3 separate regions of the Homo sapiens genome follow, and all the other regions are linked to region 1. The links are chromatin contacts, found by Hi-C or POLR2A ChIA-PET in ENCODE. All regions are on one chromosome and are shown on one strand. Each heading gives the region's core, a stretch centred on a gene start or an enhancer-like site at or near the end of the contact. The rest is flanking DNA. Distances are from core to core; before and after follow the strand shown. Region 1 holds the start of PIK3C2A (phosphatidylinositol-4-phosphate 3-kinase catalytic subunit type 2 alpha). Region 2 overlaps PLEKHA7 (pleckstrin homology domain containing A7). Region 3 overlaps PLEKHA7 (pleckstrin homology domain containing A7).

What was found. A loop is a pair of places that touch in the nucleus more often than their neighbours do. ChIA-PET counts read pairs that join two places held with the same protein, here RNA polymerase II (POLR2A). Pooled maps may share reads with other maps.
Region 2: a pooled map shows a loop between it and region 1 (6-fold over the local background). The contact joins the enhancer-like site here to the promoter of PIK3C2A in region 1. A Hi-C loop is called at or near these places in 9 of 37 single-sample maps with no recorded cell type and 9 of 50 pooled maps. POLR2A ChIA-PET finds 5 or more read pairs at or near these places in 3 of 52 experiments (HCT116, HEK293 and activated CD8-positive, alpha-beta memory T cell).
Region 3: a map with no recorded cell type shows a loop between it and region 1 (2.2-fold over the local background). The contact joins the enhancer-like site here to the promoter of PIK3C2A in region 1. A Hi-C loop is called at or near these places in 2 of 168 maps with a recorded cell type or tissue (ascending aorta and endothelial cell of umbilical vein), 1 of 37 single-sample maps with no recorded cell type and 7 of 50 pooled maps. POLR2A ChIA-PET finds 5 or more read pairs at or near these places in 1 of 52 experiments (activated naive CD4-positive, alpha-beta T cell).

What each region holds. Positions count from the first base shown.
Region 1 is chr11:17,206,386-17,209,445 of GRCh38, forward strand. It overlaps PIK3C2A (phosphatidylinositol-4-phosphate 3-kinase catalytic subunit type 2 alpha), which reads right to left and starts at 1,601. Exons shown (of 33, transcript NM_002645.4): 1 at 1,463-1,601. RefSeq lists enhancers at 868-1,391, 1,392-1,914, 1,420-1,529 and silencers at 1,060-1,319, 1,670-1,749.
Region 2 is chr11:16,900,587-16,903,583 of GRCh38, forward strand. All of the region lies in intron 3 of PLEKHA7 (pleckstrin homology domain containing A7), which reads right to left. Among named protein-coding and RNA genes, the nearest start is that of SNORD147, 24 kb to the right of the region's middle. Within about 2 kb of position 1,690, at least 7 of the 41 ENCODE cell types and tissues checked have a DNase peak (open chromatin) inside an H3K27ac peak, as active enhancers do.
Region 3 is chr11:16,809,093-16,812,147 of GRCh38, forward strand. The region is part of intron 13 of PLEKHA7 (pleckstrin homology domain containing A7); the gene reads right to left. Among named protein-coding and RNA genes, the nearest start is that of C11orf58, 72 kb to the left of the region's middle. Within about 2 kb of position 1,344, at least 11 of the 41 ENCODE cell types and tissues checked have a DNase peak (open chromatin) inside an H3K27ac peak, as active enhancers do; they include ascending aorta, where a contact is called at or near this core.

The sequences.
Region 1 (3,060 bases), core at 351-2,850:
CACTGTCTTGATACTAAACAAATATCTTATATAAAAATAAAATCTGTATACTTCAACTAGGGTCCTTTCGTCTAATTTGCTGCTGTGAATAAGAGCACCATCCTGTCCAGATAAGGTTAGATCAAATTTAAAAAAAAAAAAAGCACCATTCTGCTGGGCATGGTAGACCAGCCTGGGCGACACAGTGAGACCCCATGTCAATTAAAAAAAAAAAAAAGAGCACCAACCCCAACTATGGCAGAGCTGCTAAAGGAGTCTCTTGTGGAGACTTGAACCACAAGCCAAGGAGGCAAAGGTACAAAGTCTCTCCTGGAATTAGTTCCTGGACTTCTGTGCAGCCTTCCCTCTTTCTACTATGTCTTCACCGTTCCCCTACAAACAGCTTTCTTCTTCTTGCATCTCTTATATGCTGTGGCCTTTGATGCTACAATAGATTTAAAAATTTTCCCAACAGAGCTTTTCTGCCTGAAACCCACCAGGAAAGATTTCAGGACATTCTTTAATAACTAATCTTGTTCAAAGAGGCAGGCCTCCTTCGTTTCACTTAATTCAAACCCCCACTGTTCAAAATAAGAATATAATTATAACCTCAATTTCTATCGGGCCAGTATAGGAAAAGAACTACAACAGGCTCTCTCTTCCACGTTATGTCCAGACTTTTTTCCTTAGTTTCTCCTTCCTCATTTCCCTCCTCAATCCCTCCTCCCCCAAAAAATAATTCCACAGCTAGAGAATGTCGTTTTTAAAGCCAGAAATTCAGTGAGGAAAATAAGTATGTGCCTTTTTCTTCAATTATTTATGATTCCTCCGTCACTCAGGAAGAGTTAAGCTAGTATTTTTTAATCTGACCGCTCTCTCAGAAGGATGATGCGCTAAATACACACTGAAAGAATAGTGTTCCCAAAGCAAGTGGATTCGCGGCTAAAGGCAACGCGGTGGGAGTGGGGGGTCCGGGAAGAAGAAAAAGTATCCTTGGCCCCCAGAGCCAGAGATGGGACAGGAGGTGAAAGAAGGGGCCGTCACTGAGAAGTACAACACACACACTCGCCAGAACTAACAATCTGCCAAGAAAATAGGACCGGCCACTGCGGCTCCAGCCCGGTCCCGCGGGACAAGGCGGGGGAGGGGGGCCGGCGGCCGGGGGGCCTGCCCTCCTTCTGTGGGACAAAACTAACTCCCTGGCGCACCTCCGCTCCCGAGAAGAGGGGCCTGGTGGGGACGCGGGCTCCTCGCACCTCCAGCGCAGCACTTGCTCACGGCCTGGGTGGAAGCAAGGCCCGGAGGGAGGGGGGAGTCGGGCTGGGCAACGCCAAGAGCACGGGATGGAGGGTCAGACGCGGGCACCCAAGGCACTGGGGGCCGCGACAAGAGACCCTTCCAGCCCGGGAACCCCGGGGCCCCTCTCCACCCTTGCAGAGCAGGACCCCGAATATCGTCCCCAGCCGCACCGACCGCTCCTCACCTCAAGCTGCCTGAGCCTCCGCCTCTACCACAACCTGAGCCGCCGAAGCCGCCACAGTCCGAGCCATTTTTCCCCTCAGCTGGCTCAGCCGCCGCCGAAAGCTTCGGCCGACTCCACAGCCAGCCAAGCGCAGCACGTCACTTCCGGACAGGGAAGCACCGCCTTCCCCGCCCGGACTTGTTGCGAATTGGCTGGCGCGGACGGCCTACCTGAGCTGGCGGGCGGGGCTTGGACGCTGCCGGGGTGGCGTGAGCAAGGGAGCTGGGGCGCTGGGGCGCACGGGCCCGGGGGACCAGGGTCTGGCTCTCTCCCGAGGAATGCTGAGCAGGCTCTGGACGCCTCTCCGTGCACACCCCAGACCTGGGGAGGGGAGCTCTCCGGACACCCCAGCTGGCCGCCCCTCGGGCCCTGAGTCCGAAGACCCGCTAAACAGGGCCCGGGCACTGAAGTACCCTATTGTTCTCATCCCCTCTCCCGGGACCCCGCACCCTCCTCCATCTAGGCTGAGGTTCCCAGATTTGTGTCTTGGCCCCTGGCGGCGCCGAGATTACTTTGTGATTGGAAGACTGAAAGGAACAGGCAAGACTTAAACTCGTCCACTCCAACCAGTATTTACCGAGGCCTCACGGTGGGTCAGGTGGTATACGGTGGGTAATTAGTAGCCTATCACGTGGTTTCTGTAAAATGCTTGATAGCACGTAAAACGCTTTCAGGTCGGCGTCTCGTTTCATCCTCACAACAGCCAGGTAAGGAAGATAACCCCCTGATAATAACTCACAGCCAGACGGCTCTTTCTACATTACAAAGTATTTTCACATGCAACCTCCATAATAATATATTCTTATTGAGAATTTAATGAGATTATGCTTGTAAAGCGTTTGGTCCTCACGTGTTAGATCTAAAAATTACGTAACCATGGGAAGATATAGGAAAATTATCCCCATTTACAGATGGGGCTTCTGGGGCACAAAGATGTTAAGGGGAGAGGAACGATTCCATAGCGTTTTACAACAAGATTGTCTTTTAAGCAGTAGGAGAAGGGGGTCCACACCATCCAGACGTTCACAATCTGATGTGGCAGACTGATTTAGGCTGCATTTCTCAGCCTAAACTAAAAATTATCAGCCTATATGATATACGCATAATTAGAAGGCTCTAAGAGAAGTTGAACTTTCAGCAAATAACTGGAAAGAAAGAAATTGGCCTGATTTGGCAGGGACGGGGGTTGGCGAAAGGGGGCTAGGGCAATGGGGAATGTGGAGTGGATGAATCCCTCATAGCGCTGTAATAAACATGCCTGCACCTCCGCAGGGATGGTAAAATTGGATGGAGTTTCTATTCTATGGGGAATTCTAGAAACAAATGTGATTATTTCTTACGGCTGTAGCTACTGGCTGTTGTACACCCCCCCCCCTTCCAACTCCTATCTTTCCCCCAACCCCGCCCCTCCTCTATGCACACACACTTCCAGGCAGGCTACACACTCTAGAAGAATGTCCCTTAGAAATCAACTTAGTTCCGCAGCATTGTTCTGCTTTATCTTCTGATCAAAGGAGGAATTTCTAAAATTGGCAGCAGCTCTTTCACAAGATTAAAAA
Region 2 (2,997 bases), core at 440-2,939, 310 kb before region 1:
TTAAATAAAATTGTACACAAAATTGTATACAACATTGTGATCATTAACAACTGGGTGGTCCTTGAACAAACTCAAAGGGCAAGAAAGAAATGAGAGGATGAAAGGGAGGAGGCTTTGAGGAATGGCTCAATTCCAACATCAGTTCAGTTCATGGACAAACACTCATGAGATCTCTCACTTTTTTCCCCCAAAAAATCTTTTTTCTAGGACAGAAAATCTCTAACTACCTCAAGTGGCATAACATGTGGAAGTCATGATTTTTTATTTTTTTTTTTTTTTGAGACAGAGTCTCACTGTCACCCAGGCTGGAGTGCAGTGGCGCGATCTCAGCTCATTGTAACCTCCACCTCCCAGGTTCAAATGATTCTCCTGCTCAGCCTCCCTAGTAGCTGGGATTATAGGCGCCCGCCACCACAGCCAGCTAATTTTTTTATTTTTAGTAGAGACAGGGTTTCACCCCATGTTGGCCAGGCTGGTCTCGAACTCCTGACCTCAGGTGATCCGCCTGCCTCGACCTCCCGAAGTGCTGGGATTACAGGCATGAGCCACTGCACCCAGCCATGATGTTCTTTTTGTATGACCCAATGGGATACATATTTTATGAAACATTTTTGGTTCCCTACTTATAAAAAATAATATATACTCCTTAGAGAAAAATGGAAAAAAGCTGTCTAGGAAAGCAGAGAGCTGAAGAAAAAATAAATCAGCTCTAGGCTCACCAGCCAGACAATAGGCTGAGAGCTCAATATTTAATTTTGTGCTAAATTAAATCCATTTTTTCACTTTACTATAGTGAAGACAAACTAATATAAGCCAAAAGTTTGAGAAAACTGCATGGGGGTTTATCCTTTCTCCTCTAAATTCCACCACTAGCAACTCATTTATTTAGGTAAGCATTATCCTTCCCAATATGTCTTTTCTCTTTTTTCGGGGGTGGGAAGGAACAGCTTTATTGAGATAGAATTCACATGTCAAACAATTCACTTAAAGTGTACAGTGTAGCTGGGCATGGTGGCTCACGCCTGTAATCCCAGCATTTTGGGAGGCCAAGGCCGGAAGATAGCTTGAGCTCATGAGTTCAAGCCCAGCCTGGACAACATAGCAAAACCCCATCTCTACAAAAAATACAAAAAAATTAGCTGGGTATGGTGGTGCACGCCTATAGTCTCAGCTACTCAAGAGGCTGAGGTGGGAGGATGGTTTGACCCAGGAGGTGGAGGTTGCAGTGAGTGGAAATCACACAGTGCACTCCGGCCTAGGCAGAAGAGCCAGACCTTGTCTCAAAATATAATAAAAATAAAGTATACAATGCAATGGCTTTTAGTATACTGAGAGTTATACGATCATCACCCCAATCAAATTTAAAACATTTCATTGCCCTAAATGGAAGTCCCATACTCTCTAGCGATCACCCCAGCTCCAGCCCTAGGCAGCCATAAATCCACTTTCTATCTCTCTGGATTTCCCTATTCTGGACATTCCATATAAATAGGCTTAGACACTAGGTCATCTTTTGTGACTGGCATCTTTCATTTAGCATAATGTTTACAAGGTTCATTGTTGCGTTCTTGTTGTAGCATGTACCAGTACTTCATTCCTTCCTATGGCCAGATAATATTCCATTATATAGACACACCACATTTTATTTATCCACCCATCAGTTGACGGACTTTGGGTTTTCACTTTGAGGATATTATGAATCATGTAGCTATGAATTGCGTACAAGTTTTTGTGTAGGTGGACATGGTTTCACTTCTCTTGGGTATATACCTAGGAATGGAATTCATGACTCATATGGTAACTTTACGTTTAACCTTTTGAGAACGTGCAGCTGGCTTCCAAGGTGGCTCCACCATTTTACACTTCTACCAGCAGTGCATCAGTGTTCCCACTTCTCTACGCCCTCACCAGCACTTCTAAAGTATCTGTCCTTTTTAATATAAACATCCTAGGGTGTGTAAAGTAGTATTTCATTACGGTTTTGTTTTGCATTTCCTTGATGGCTAATGATGCTGAGCATCTTTTCATTTGCTTATTGGTCATTTGTGTATCTTCTTTGGCCCAGCTTGTCTTTTAAACTGCAAGTACCTCTGGACAGAGACACTCCCTGAATTCAAATGTTACTTATTAGCTGAATTATCCTAGGCAAGTCATTTAACTTTTATTAGCTTCAGGTTCCTTCTCTGCAATGTAGAGATAATATTAACTACCCAACAGATGTGAGGATTGAAATAACACAGGTAAAGGACTTAGCAGACAGCTGGGCACACAATAAACAGTCAGCAAGTGACAGTTATTATTAACAACACCCTTATTCACACTTTACAATCCATAAATGCTTTGAAACAGCTCTTCCCATAAGGAGAGAGCCTAAGATCTGGGACAGAGAAGTTGGGAGCAAAGGGCAAGGGGAGCTCAAAAGAGTTGAATTAAAAGGAAAATGAAAACAATTACTTATGGGCCATTTTCACAGTCTTGTTTTAGTTATCATTGCCAAAGGTCAGCCTAGAGCCTACTCCTGCACCCTTCCAATCATGATGTAAACACCTAGTTCACTGTATTAAATCCATTTCTGTTTAGAAAAGCGAGAATAACTTCTCACTACTGCTACTGAACCCTGACTGAACAGGAAGGAAGGAAGGTCTTAGTCACAGCTCTATAATTACAGCCATGCACACGGCCTGGCATATAACATTAGGTGATCAGTAGCTGAAGTGAACCAAATGGAATCAATGAGTACATTAATGAATGGAATGAATAAATGGGCAAACAGAGCATGTTTGGGATGTTTGCTCAGTTAGGTGAATGAGGATCCCCTCATCCAGAGGGTCCCAGGGAAGGCTGAGATCAGTTCCCAGGACTGGCAGCCAAGGTTCTCATTGACCATCCATAACCCATCACCATTGCACAGACGCCTACATTAGAATATCTTTCATTTTTTTGTTGCCAACACTCAGGGATTATGGATTGTAGAGAATGCTGTTTTCCTGTATTTCT
Region 3 (3,055 bases), core at 94-2,593, 400 kb before region 1:
GTGAGTCCTTTTCACCCTGGCACCATCAAGTAAAATGCCAGCAAAGTAAACATTTCCAAAAAAGCACACTAATGTAAGTGGGTCCCAAGAGCAGAGTGTCCCGTTGTATGATTACTTGGCACCCCAGCAGGAACGCTCACTTCAGGAAGGTAAAGCTTCTCAACGTGGGCCCACAAGCACCCCTGATTCTGGAAGCTGAGCATCAGCTGATTGGGGGGCAGGGGAAGATGGGCTCTGGATCCTTAAGTCCTTGGCCTCTCGAACAGGGACATGGGGGACACCAAGTCAACGTGGCACATGGAGGGGAGAGGTCAGCAGATCAGATGCCAAGCAGGGAGACTCCTCTCCAGAGAGGCTTATATCCTTACCTCACCCCCCTCCAAGGAACCAGGGGGGACCTCTCATAAGCAGCTGGTCCCAGAGGGGCTGTGCTTATCTCCATTTCCATGCCCAGAATGGTCTACAGGCCTATTCAACCATGTCCAGAGAGACCCCTGACTCAGGGACATTTTGTCCAGCATGTCATAGAATCTAAGGACCAATAAGCCTTGGGGTTTTCCTAATCCAACCATTCATCCCACTCAGTTTCATTGAGCCTCAGTTGTACCCTAGTGACGGGAAGTCCACCACCACCTGAGGTGGCCCTTTTAGAAAAGTCTTTCTTCTACTAAGCTGCAACCTATCTACTTGTAGCTGCCATCCACGTGTCTTAATTCCTCCTTAGGGCCACAGAAAACACATGGAGACATACCAGAGTTTTACAGGCTGTCTCTATGCCTCTCCTGAATCGCCCCTAACTCCTTCAATCATTCCGCACTGTAGCTGTACCAGCTGCTGTTGTGCTTCCTTTCTCCACCCAGTGTGTCCCATTAGGGAACTCCTCACTGCATGGAATACTGAGTAGGGAAGAAGTGAATCTGGGCTTGCAGGCAGCCACCTTCCCTGCCCGTGTGGAGGCAGCCCTTGTTCCACAGGAAAGAAGAAGTCTGACACACACGGAAAGTAGAAGAGTGACAATGTGGCTGAGCCCCGGGAATGGGGCCCCTGGCTACACGAATTAGTATATTCCCTTTTCGACTTAGCATGTTGCTTTGGGTTTTAGATACTTACAAACAAAAGCATCCCACCTAACACACCCAGTGGTTCTGCAAGCCGTCAATACCTCTCCCCTGATTCCAGCCCTTCCTTCATCTGGATCTTGAAGTGGGACTCTCATCTTGGAACCCTAAACCCAAGCTGAGTCTGAGCAGGGCAGAGCAGGCCTACTGCCTCCTGATCTGGGCCTGCCCCTCTGAGGGAAGCCGGGGGGTGCCAGCCTTTCTGGCAGCCATGTCAGACTGATGACACACACTTGGCACAAAACCCAGCTTGTTTCTCGCATGTGGCTGCTGGTGAGCCAAGCCTCTTCCAGGCTGCTGGTGCAGTTCAGCTGGTTCCTGGAGAGGAACTTAGCAACCGGGGTAGCAGCTATAAGACCAGGGGAATACTGGTATCAACACAGTTGTTTTCCATGACAAACAATGACAACTTCCAGAAAGTCCAATAACTAGATAACGTTCTAATCATGTGCAGCTCTTAGGTAGTAAAACACACCAAGGATGTAACTTGCCTCTCTCTATCCCATCAAATATATTTCTTGGCATAACAATCCAAGCTCAGCTCCACAAAAACATAAGGCCTTTGGGTACACAGTGGTAGAGCACCATTTTAAGAGAGGATGTGGGGCAAGGTGATGAAGGGCTTTAGGGTGAGAGCCGCACCCAAATACTGACACCCGCTAGCTGCTGTGTAGGCTTGGGAAACTCATTAGCCTTTCGGAGTCACGGTCCATTAAAAGATGATACCACCACTTCCCTTACAGGGCCACTTTGGAGGTAAAATAACTTAATAGAAGTAAAATGCAGTGACTGGCACACATTATAACCCCCTATTGTTATTAAGCTTCTGTTGGAGTCGACACTCAGGGACTCTTAGTTCTGCTGTGCCATTCTGTGGCTCAGTTTCTCCCTCTTTAATCCCGCATAGCTCAAATTCTATGATCTTGAAATAAAACAAACCTGAGGCCAAGCATCACTCCAGGACCAACTGTGAGTTTCCACTGTCACATACAAACAGGAACCAGAAGGCAGCTATTTCTCACTGCTCTTGCTCAGGTGCATTTAGTTCCCTCTGGCCCCGTGCACTAAACACTCTGGTATACCTGTGTTTTATACTCACCTGTGCTGCTGGCATGCCAGGCCTCTCCCATAGGCCCAGGTGCACTATGGATGCTCTACAGGTATGTCTGAGTGGACTGTTGGGCCCTGGGTCAGGGGTGACAAGAACTATGCAGGCAGCTGCTGACTGGCTGTCAGGGAGGCTGAGGAACGGGGATATGGTGCTGCGCAGGGCAGGTGGAGGCTGGGGGCTGCTGGATCTCTCTCCATAGGCATGGTGGGAACAACCCTGTCTGTCCCCACAGGCTGCAGGAGGATGGGCTGGGCTGCCACATTTGGTCCATACAGCTATGCTTGAGCATTTTGAATCCTGAGGAATTACCACCATACTTAGAGCAGTCACTCAAGCTCTGTGTGACCTGACTGTCAAGTGAGTTAGACAGTCCTGGCCTTGAGAGAAAGCTCCTTGTTCTCCTCACATGCTAAAGCCAGGTCTTTTTGCTCATAGCATCCACCTTCCTTCCTAAAGCCTAGGATAGAGTCAACAGCCTGCATGACCTAGTGCCACCTCCCCTCTGCTGCCCTGGCCACAACCACTGTGCCCTGGCTCTCCTTGGCTCTCACTGATCCTTCCCTTTAAATCTCAACCAGCCCCAGCACCCCTGGCTCTTCAAAGCTTCAAACACATGCCACCTCCTCCCAGAAGCCTCTCCAGTGTTGTAACCCACAGAGATTCTCACCATCTCAGCTCTGAGAACCAGGCCAAACAGATCTTTGTCTAGTCATTGTAGAGGAGTCTGTTATTTGGGGATAATTTCTTTCACCAACCCAAGACTATCTGGAAGTATCTCAAGACCAGACAGACTCAAATTTTTTTCTGCATCTCCCCATGTCATCTG